Linked DNA regions of Homo sapiens: all the other regions are linked to region 2. Evidence: chromatin contacts called from ENCODE Hi-C or POLR2A ChIA-PET data. All regions are on one chromosome and are shown on one strand. The core of a region is the stretch at or near the end of the contact, and the rest is flanking DNA. Distances in the headings are between cores, read along the strand shown. Region 1 has its middle 24 kb from the start of KEAP1. Region 2 holds the start of DNM2 (dynamin 2). Region 3 has its middle 13 kb from the start of TIMM29.

Region 1 (3,261 bases), core at 564-3,063, 240 kb before region 2:
CAAAAATAACAAAATTAGCCAGGCATGATGGTGGGTGCCTGTAATCCCAGCTACTCCAGAGGCTGAGGTGGGAGAATCGCTTGAACCCATGAGGTGGAGGGTGCAGTGAGCCGAGATCGTGCCGTTGCCCTCCAGCCTGGGTGACAGAGTGAGACTGTCTAAAAAAAAAAAAAAAAAAAAGATGCAAAGATGCAAATGCTCAAATATCTAAAGTAAAAAATGTCTCTATTCTCCTTGGTCAGAATAGTGAAGAATTATTAATAATCCAGGTGACCACTATTAAGGAGTTATTAAATTACTTTTCACCTATATGATGGAATAATATGCAACCATTAAAAATGATCAAGTGGGCTGGGCGCAGTGACTTACGCCTGTAATCCTAGCACTTTTGGAGACCGAGGCTCGTGGATTGCCTGAGCTCAGGAGTTCGAGACCAGCCTGGGCAACACAGTGAAACCCTGTCTCTACTAAAATACAAAAAATTAGACGGGCGTGGCAGTATGCGCCTATAGTCCCAGCTACCCGGGAGGCTGAAGCAGGAGAACTGCTTGAACCCAGGAGGCCGAGGTTGCAGTGAGCCGAGATTGTGCCACTGCACTCCAGCCTGGGCAACAGAGCAAGACTCCGTCTCCAAAAAAAAAAAAAAAAAAAAAAAATCAGGTGGATCTATGTTTATTGAAATGGCCAGAGATATTCACAGTCAGAACAGCAGGTTTCAAAATATTCTGTATTATATGATCCTACTGAAAAGTAACATGCAGAGAAAAGGCAGTTACCCATCCAGATATTCACAGTGTCTCCAGTGGTGGGATTAAGAAAGATCTGTGTCTTCAAACACTGCGGAAGGCCGCAGGGTCCTCTGCCTAGGAAAACCAGAGACCTTTGTTCATATGTTTATCTGCTAACCTTCTCTCCACTATTGTCCTATGACCCTGCCAAATCCCCCTCTCCGAGAAACACCCAAGAATGATCAATAAATACTAAAATAATTTTTTAAAAAAGAAAGATCTGTGTCTTGTGTAGTCTTTGACATTTTCTGAACATTTTGCAATGAGCATATATTACATTCATTGATGATCGATTGATTGGGACAGGGTCTCATTTGTCACCCAGACTGGAGTGTAGTGGTGCAATCACAGCTGACTGCAGTCTCGACCTCTCAGGCTCAAGCAATCCTCCTGCCTCAGCCTCCCAAATAGCTGACAGGCACCTGCCCCTGCCCCCAGCTACTTAAAAAAACTTTTTGTAAAGATGGGTTCTCACTATGTCGCCCAAGCTGGTCTCAAACTCCTGGGCTCAAGCGATCCTCCTGCCTCAGTGTTGGGATTACAGGCGTGAGTCACTGCACCCAGTCTATATTACTTTTATAATCAGAAAGTTATTTTATAATCAGGGGAAATGAAAAACATCTGGTATTTATTATCTGGGAGGCACAAAAACGTGGTGGATAAGCACACAGATTCTAGATTCAGCTTTCCTGGATTTTGGCTCCAACTCAGCCAAGTTAATGGCTGGGTTAGTCTGGGCAGGTTACTGGCCAAGGGGGGAAACCATGCCTCAGTTTCCCCCATTGTAAAATCCAAATAACAATAGCTTAGGTTTACCGAGAGGTTGTTATGTGACAAGCACTGTTTGTTTTACGTAAATCATCGAGGTAAATGCTCACAACAGCCCTATTAAGTAAGTACTATTATTATAAAAAGGGTCACAGGCATAGGCAGGGAAGGAGGTAGGGCTGGGAGTCGGAGCCCGTGAGCGCCCCCTAGAGTAGGGCTAAGGGGCGGGGGGGCGGGCTACAGCAGAATAGGGACCCAGCGCACTCGCAGAACGAGGGGGGAGGCGAGGCGAGAACGAGCGGGAGTTTTTTTCCCGACTACGATTGGCTGGTGTAATTGTCATCACTTGAAAAGGCAGCCAATGAGAGGCGCGGTCGCCTCGCTGGTGGAAGCCGAGAGCTGAGCGAAGTGAGGCGTGCGGAGCCAAAGGCGCTAGAGCGATAGCGGGAGCCCCGGACCCCGAAGCGGTTGAGGGGATCCAGGCCTCACAACGTCTTGAGAGTGGCCCCAGCGTCGTTCCTAGTCTCTTCGGCAGACCCCAGCGTCGTCCTTCTTTTCCTGAGAATATCCTGACACCAGTCGCCCGTTCCAGAAGGGGACACTTGGCGTCATCCCTTTTTTTCTGAGTGACCCCAGAGTCGTCCTCACTTCCTGAGGGGGATCCTGGCGTCATCCGCCCTTCTTGAGGGGACCCTGCTGTCACTACCCTGTCCTGATGGCCAGCACCGCATTGTCCTTTCTTCCCGCGGGAAACCCGGACATCATCCCCTCTTTCTGGCGGGGACCCCCATGCCATTATCCCCTCCTGAGGAGACCCCAGAGCCAGAGCCGTCCCCCCTTCCTCAAGGCTCCCCAGCGTTGTTTCTTCTTCCCGAGAAGGGGCCTGGTGCTGTTCCCCGTTTCCAGAGTGTTTCCTATCGTTGTCCTCCCCACACTCAGAAGGCATCTGTCATCCCCCCTTTTTCTGAGATCAGTCCCTTCCTCCTTTCCAGTTTAAGGCCGACCCCTGCAAACGCTTCTGTGGCACCCATAGATAGAAGGCCCAAAGACCCCCCTGTGCTCCCTTGCCCCCAATTGAGCAGACGGGAAGGCAAAAGACTCAGCTCACCCCATGAAGATGGGAAGAAACCGAAACTAGCTGATGAAGGAACTCACTATGCCACATGAGAAATCATTTAGGGCCGGGCGCAGTGGCTCACGCCCATAATCCCAGAACTTTGGGAGGCCGAGGTTATCATATAAGATCAGGAGTTCGAGACCAGCCTGGCCAACATGGTGAAAACCCGCCTCTACTAAAAAATACAAAAATTAGCCGGGAGTGGCGGTATGGGCCTGTAATCCCAGATACTCAGGAGGCTGAGGTAGGAGAATCGCTTGAACCCAGCAGGTGGAGGTTGCAGTGAGCCGAGATCACACCACTGCATTCCAGCCTGGGCAACAGAGTGAGACTCCATCTCAAAAAGAATAAATAAATAAAAAGAATTTGCCAGTCAACAACAATTTTTTTTTCTTGCCTCCCGGGTTCACGCCATTCTCCTGCCTCAGCCTCCCGAGTAGCTGGGACTATGGGTGCCTGCCACCACGCCCGGCTAATTTTTTGTATTTTTAGTAGAGACGGGGTTTCACCGTGTTAGCCAGGATGGTCTCGATCTCCTGACCTCGTGATCCGCCCACCTCGGCCTACCAAAGTGCTGGGATTACAGGT
Region 2 (3,561 bases), core at 268-2,767:
ATTTGTTGAGTTTTAGTGGGTACTCAAAAAGATCTAAAGCCAGTTGGGGGGGTTCACACATGTAATCCCAGCACTTTTGGGAGGCCGGCCTGTGAGGGTCGTTTGGGCGCAGGAGTTTGAGACCAGCCTGGACAACACAGCAAGACCCTGTCTCTATAAAAAATAAAATAAAAATAATTAGCTGGGCATAGTTGCGCACGTCTGTGGTTCCAGCTACTCGGGACGCTGAGGCGGGAGGATCGTTTGAGCCCAGGTGCTTGTTGAATTGAGCTATGAGTGCACTACTGCACCCCAGCCTGGGCAACAGAGTAAGGACCCAGTTTCTAAGAAAAGAAGATTCATTAGCTAGACGCGGTGGCTCACACCTGTAATTCCAACACTTTGGGAGGCCAAGACGGGCGGATCACTTGAGGCCAGGCGTTCGAGACCAGCCTGGCCAATATGGTGAAACCCCGTCTACTAAAAATACAAAATTAGCTGGGCGTGGTGGCTCACACTTGTAATCCCAGCTATTCGGGAGGCTGAGGCAGGAGAATTGGTTGAACCGGGGAGGCGGAGGTTGCAGTGAGCCAAGATCGCGCTACTGCACTCCAGCCTGGGTGACAGAGTGAGTACCCCGCCTCAAAAAAAAGAAAAGAAAAAAGATTCATGATCTGCTAAAGTTGAAGAAGTGGGGGAAAACATTGGAGTGTTAGCGGCGTCAAGATCGGGCGTGAGCAGAAAGGGCACAGCATTTGCAAAGGCGTGGAGGAGTGATTTTATTGCGTTCTATCCCTAGGAAGCAATGACTTGGCCTCTACCATTTGCAGAGCGCATTGGGACCCTGCTCCCAGAGCTGGTTTGCAGTCTGGGAACTGAGATGCGCTCTGGGACTTGTAGTTTTCCCCAGTGCCAGGAAACTCAAAAATCGAGACATCGGATCCCACCACGAGGTGTCGCCCTTGAGCGAGTACGGTGGGATCTATCCTATACTTCAGAAGGCTGTTGCAGACATCCAACAATCACAAGGAAGAACGGGAGTTTTTCTGATTGACAGATATGGTTCTCAATGATAGTCAAGATTCGGATGTTAAAGCCCGCCCTCTTTTGCCTGGTTGGCTGGAGCAACGAAGTGATATTTATATGAACCAATGGGAAATTCTTAGGGAACGAGGTAGTAGCTCAATCCCCAACACCATTGGTCCACATTGTCTACTGGCACGTCTGCCTGCCAATAAGATGGTGGAACTTCGCCAATGGGCAGAGCCAACGTGCCTTTTTCGGAAACACCCCCTTCCTCTCTTGACAACTTGCTTTCTGCCGCTATTGGCTGTTGCACAACAGTGACGGTTCTTTTGTCCAATAAGTCAGCAAGACGGTCCCCAGGGGGAAGGTTTACTCAACCATAGGCCCGTGCCTAGTTTTTATTGGCTAGTGTATCCGAGTGGCGGTGCAGCAGGCCAGTCGCGTGCGGCGCGAGTGCTTTGGGCGCAGCCCCCGGGGCCGGGGCGGGAGGTCGCTCGGGTCGGGTGTCGCCTGAGAACCGGATGAGGCGGCGACCGTGAGGCCGAGCCGGGAGCGGGCGTCTTGCCGAGGCCCGGGCGGGCGGGGAGCAACGGCTACAGACGCCGCGGGGCCAGGTCGTTGAGGGTCGGCGGCGGGCGAGGAGCGCAGGGCGCTCGGGCCGGGGGCCGCCGGCGCCATGGGCAACCGCGGGATGGAAGAGCTGATCCCGCTGGTCAACAAACTGCAGGACGCCTTCAGCTCCATCGGCCAGAGCTGCCACCTGGACCTGCCGCAGATCGCTGTAGTGGGCGGCCAGAGCGCCGGCAAGAGCTCGGTGCTGGAGAACTTCGTGGGCCGGTGAGCGGGCGCGGCAGGGATCGCGGGCGGGTGGCGGCCTAGGGCGCGGAGGGCGGACCGGGAATGGCGCGCCGTGCGCCGCCGGCGTAACTGCGGCGCTTGCGTGCCCGCGGCGGGGAACCGGACGGGGTCGGGGAGGCGGGCCCTGTGGGACGCCCTGGGCAGAGGACTCCCTGCAGGGGCTCCGGAGCAGGCCCGGGCCCCAGGGGCGGTGTCACGGGCCAGGGCGCCGTAGGACAGGAGGTGCGCTGGAACCCTGCGGTCCATCTGGTCCCAGCTTTCGTGGGTGAAGTCTGCCATCTGGTTGGCCGTGGGTCTGGGGTAGATCCCTCTTCTGCTCTTTCGGGCTGTCCATCAGAGGTGAAACCGGCCATCTAGATATCTATTGGGGCGACCGCTGCGGTCTGGCTGGCTTGTTCTTGTATCTGGAGCTGCCCCCGCCGTCTGGTTGGCTGTCTCTCTGTCCTGGGCAAGCCTCCCTGCCACCACCATTTGGTTGTCCATCTGTCCAGTCCCACCTGGCAGCCCCCTGCTGTCTGGCTAGCTGTCCAGGGTGACCTCTGCTGTCTGGCCGCCCATCCGTGCCCCTCACAGACTTTAACACTGAGCAGTCCCTCTGTTGGGTGACACCAGCTGGCCTCTACTGTCTGACTGGCTAGCTGACTCCTAGGGGACCCTGTTTGATTCTCTCTGGCTGACTCTTACAGCTTGATTCCTGGCTAGCGCTGGCTCCTCTCTTCCGTGTGAATTCTTCTGTCTGTCTGGCCATCTCCTAGTCTGCCCATGACTACCCCTGAGTGTCTGGCACAACGGCTCTGGAAAGGGGTGGTAGGAGGGTAGAGGGGAGAACAGAGCTGAAGGAGGAGGTTTGGACCCTACTTCCCCTCTCAGCTGGAAGGAGGACTCTGGGGGTACCTTACTTCAGGATTCCTTTCCGAGTGCTAGAACACAGGGGCCCGCCTCCCAGCTACAGCCTACAAATTGGGGGCCCTCCTTTGGAGCCTGGGAAGGGGCTTCTTGCGTGATCAGGCCTCAGTGGCTAGCGCTGGGATGTAGCCTTCTCTGGACAGCCTTGAGAAGCCGCGGTGTGCCCATCTGTCCAGTGGGCAAACTCCACTCTCTGGGGCTGTTTCCAGGATTCAGGAAGCAAATGAATGAGAACAGCCCGTGCAGCCACCTCTCCCTCCCACCAACCCCTCTTGCCTTTCTTGTCTCCCAGATGGGCGGCCACTTCTCCATTCCAGGAACTACTCATTTGTGGTGGTGTGGCTGCCAAATGATAACATCCTCCTCCTGTCATTATTGTCATTGTTATTGTTGTTATCATTGTCAAGGGATAATGTCCCTTCTTGATTCAACATCTTGAATCCCAAGTAAGGAGTGGGGTGGAGGCTGTGTTATCATCCCCACCTTAGCTGAGCTGGGAGGCTCAGAAGGGACTGTGATCACCCAAGGCCACTAGGCTGGCGTAAGGCCTTGTGTCTGCCATCCCAGAGCCTTGGGGCTTTGCTCCAAGCAGCACAAATCTCCTCTTTTGCTACCTTGTCTCTAGCTCATTGCCTTCTGTCTACCGTGGTGGAAAGGTGTGGACTTGCAGCCAGCTGGGCCTGGCCTGATCTCAGGCTGGACTGTGGTGTGGGCCCCTTTGAGTGACCATCTTCCTGCCTGCCCAGGCTTCTGGGACGGGGGTGGGGGGTGTTTGCAAAGCTCTGTCTCTTT
Region 3 (3,097 bases), core at 552-3,051, 220 kb after region 2:
GTGTAGTGGCGCAGTCTTGGCTTACTGCAAACTCCACCTCCCAAGTTCAAGCGATTCTCCTGCCTCAGCCTCCCAAGTAGCTGGAACTAGAGGTGCATGCCACCATGCCCAGCTAATTTTTGTACTTTTAGTAGAGACGGAGTTTCAGCATGTTGGCCAGGATGGTCTCGATCTCTTGACCTCGTGATCTGCCTGCCTCGGCCTCCCAAAGTGCTGGGATTATAGGTGTGAGCCACCATGCCTGGCCCACAGTGATGATTATGAATAGCTATTCATTATTTGAAAATGAATAGTATCTGAAGTATCTGAGACAGGTCTCCATCAAATTAGAAATTCATTTTGCCAAGGTTTAGGACATGCCTGGAAGAAATAAACACAGGGCCAGGTGCAGTAGTTTACACCTGTAATCCCAGCGTTTTGGGAGGCCAAGGCGAGCAGATAACCCGAGGTCAGGAGTTTGAGACCAGCCTGGCCAACATGGTGAAACCCCATCTCTACTAAAAATACAAAAATTAGCCGGGCGCGGTCGTGGGCACCTGTAATCCCAGCTACTAAGGAGGCTGAGGCAGGAGAATCGCTGTGCACCACTGCACTCCAGCCTGGGCAACAGAGGGACAGAAAGAGACAGAGAGACAGAGAGAGACAGAGGGAGGCAGGGAGGGAGAGAGGGAGGAGTGGGGCAGGGAGGGAGGGAAAGGAAAGGAAAGGAAGGAAAGAAAAGAAAAAGAGAAAAAGAACGAAACATAGAATCACGGACACAGTTCATAATCTGTGTCTTTCTCCAAAAATTATTTTGAGGGCTTCAGTATTTAAAGGGGAAAAGTGGGCTGGAGGGCAAATGGGAGAGTAATGTGTCCATGTGTAATAAAATCCATATATGTAATGTATCCCAAATGTATCCATATGTAATTCACATATTCCTACAGAAAAGGAGCAGGTAGGGGGATAGTCAATTATGTATTCGTCTGGCGCCCAGTAAATGGTCACTTTCCATAAGATAAAGTGAACACAGGGTAGGTACCTATGGAGCTTTTTTTTTTTTTTTTGAGATGGAGTCTCGCTCTGGCGCCCAAGCTGGAGGGCAGTGGCAGGATCTCGGCTCACTGCAAGCTCCGCCTCCCGGGTTCAGGCCATTCTCCTGCTTCAGCCTCCCCAGTAGCTGAGACTACAGGCGCCTGCAAACACGCCCAGCTAATTTTTTTTTTTTGTATTTTTTTTTTGTATTTTTAGTAGAGACGGGGTTTCACTGCGTTAGCCAGGACGGTCTCCATCTCCTGACCTCGTGATCTGCCCGTCTCGGCCTCCCAAAGTGCTGAGATTACAGGCGTGAGCCACCGCACCCGGCAGATTTTTTTTTTTTTTTTCTTTGAGATGGAGTCTAGCTCTGTCACCAGGCTGAAGTGCAGTGGCGCAATCTCGGCTCACTGCAACCTCCGCCTCCTGGGTTCAAGCGATTCTCCTGCCTCAGCCTTCTGAGTAGCTGGGACTACAGGCATGTGCCACCAGGCCCAGCTAATTTTTTTTTTTTTTTCATGGAGATGGGGTCTCAGGCTTTTGTCTCGAACCCCTGGGCCAAGTGATCCTCCAACCTCAGCCTCCTGAGCAGCTAGTTCTTTTCTAGTGTAATATATTATCTTACGGAATATATTCCATTGTCTGCATGGACCCCAGTTGGTTTATTCACCCATCTACTTAGTGACATCTTGGTTATTTCAAAGCTGACATGGTAGGTATTACTGGTCGCCTTACAGGGGAACAGCAGGACATCTGTAGTGTGTGGTGAACACTAGAGGGAGCAAGAACCCCCTTTCTCTATCAGGTGGGTGTTACCCATTTCCCAGCTGCACTAATCTGTCGTTCCTTGTAGAGGCCTGATCTGGTGTTTGCCCTGAATGAGAGATGATCTGGAAACCATTTGTGGGAAAATTAAGTTAGACATCCTTCCATTGAAATAAAATGCAGGGGCCGGGCACAGTGGCTCACGCCTGTAATCCCAGCACTTTGGGAGGCCAAGTCGGGCTGATCACCTGAGGTCAGGAGTTCGAGACCAGCCAGGCCAACATGACTAATTTTTTTGTATTTTCAGTAGAGACGGGGTTTCACCGTGTTAGCCAGGATGGTCTTAATCTCCTGACCTTGTGATCCGCCCGCCTCGGCCTCTCAAAGTGCTGGGATTACAGGCGTGAGCCACCGTGCCCAGCCTTGCAGCAAATAATTACATGAAAAAATAATTAATTTAAATTCTGGCAAGTTCTTTGAATCAAAACCAGGGAGAGGTGCTCTGCTCTAATAACCCAGCTCTTGTGGATGTTATTCATGCTAAAACTTGTAGGATTTTCCATTGCTTGAGTTCTGCTGTAGTGTTATTGCTTATCAGTGTAGGATCTGTGCTCTGTGGATTGGTTTAAACTTTACTCGTGGGACAGCTGGCTTTGAAAAGTTTTCATCATCCCCTGCAGGGACTGCACTGGTCTTTGTTGAGGCACATCTAATGTTGATAGCTCTGTTTCCTCCCAGCTGGGGCTCCAATCTGTGACCTTGCTTAGGTAGTGATGCTCTGAAAAGTCTCCCTATTTCTTCTGAGAACAGTTAGATATTGGGTGTAGGCTTTTGAAATAATATGATAGGCCTCACTCTGTAGGGGTTTTTACAAAAGCCACTATAGGCTGGACGTGGTGGCTCACACTGTAATCCCAGCACATTGGGAGGCTGAGATGGGAGGATTGCTTGAGACGAGGAGTTTGAGACCAGGAGTTTAAGACCAGCCTGGTCAACATAGTGACACCTCCATCTCTTTAAAATTGTTGTTTAATTATATAAAAGCCACTGTAGAGTTTGAATGCTTTCAAAATATCAAGAGGATGACCACAATGAAGTAAACTGTCACGGTGGGGCACAGTGCCTCATGCCTGTAATCCCAGCACTTTGGGAGGCTAATGTGGATGGATCCCTTGAGCTATGAGTTTGAGACTGACCTGGGCAACATAGGGAGACCCCATCTCTACTAAAAATATGAAAAATTTAGTAAAAACCCTGTCTCTACTAAAAATACAAAAATTAGCCAGATGTGCTGGCATGTGCCTGTAGTCCCAGATAC

Evidence for each region. Hi-C counts contacts between places; a loop is a spot of excess contacts on that map. ChIA-PET counts read pairs that join two places held with the same protein, here RNA polymerase II (POLR2A). Pooled maps may share reads with other maps.
Region 1: a loop to region 2 is called in a pooled map, with 4 times the contacts of the local background. The contact joins the enhancer-like site here to the promoter of DNM2 in region 2. A Hi-C loop is called at or near these places in 1 of 168 maps with a recorded cell type or tissue (natural killer cell) and 11 of 50 pooled maps. POLR2A ChIA-PET finds 5 or more read pairs at or near these places in 5 of 52 experiments (GM12878, HCT116, activated B cell and 2 more).
Region 3: a loop to region 2 is called in a pooled map, with 3 times the contacts of the local background. The contact joins the enhancer-like site here to the promoter of DNM2 in region 2. A Hi-C loop is called at or near these places in 1 of 168 maps with a recorded cell type or tissue (endothelial cell of umbilical vein) and 4 of 50 pooled maps. POLR2A ChIA-PET finds 5 or more read pairs at or near these places in 5 of 52 experiments (HepG2, MCF 10A, Panc1 and 2 more).

Annotation. Positions count from the first base shown.
Region 1 is chr19:10,477,263-10,480,523 of GRCh38, forward strand. No RefSeq gene overlaps it. Among named protein-coding and RNA genes, the nearest start is that of KEAP1, 24 kb to the right of the region's middle. RefSeq lists an enhancer at 1,981-2,050. Within about 2 kb of position 1,814, at least 6 of the 41 ENCODE cell types and tissues checked have a DNase peak (open chromatin) inside an H3K27ac peak, as active enhancers do.
Region 2 is chr19:10,716,562-10,720,122 of GRCh38, forward strand. DNM2 (dynamin 2) reads left to right here and starts at 1,518. Exons shown (of 21, transcript NM_001005361.3): 1 at 1,518-1,842. The coding sequence starts at 1,682. It overlaps MIR638 (microRNA 638), which reads left to right and starts at 1,843; the gene lies at 1,843-1,942. RefSeq lists enhancers at 597-786, 977-1,096, 2,537-2,676 and a silencer at 1,377-2,046.
Region 3 is chr19:10,940,415-10,943,511 of GRCh38, forward strand. No RefSeq gene overlaps it. Among named protein-coding and RNA genes, the nearest start is that of TIMM29, 13 kb to the left of the region's middle. Within about 2 kb of position 1,802, at least 4 of the 41 ENCODE cell types and tissues checked have a DNase peak (open chromatin) inside an H3K27ac peak, as active enhancers do.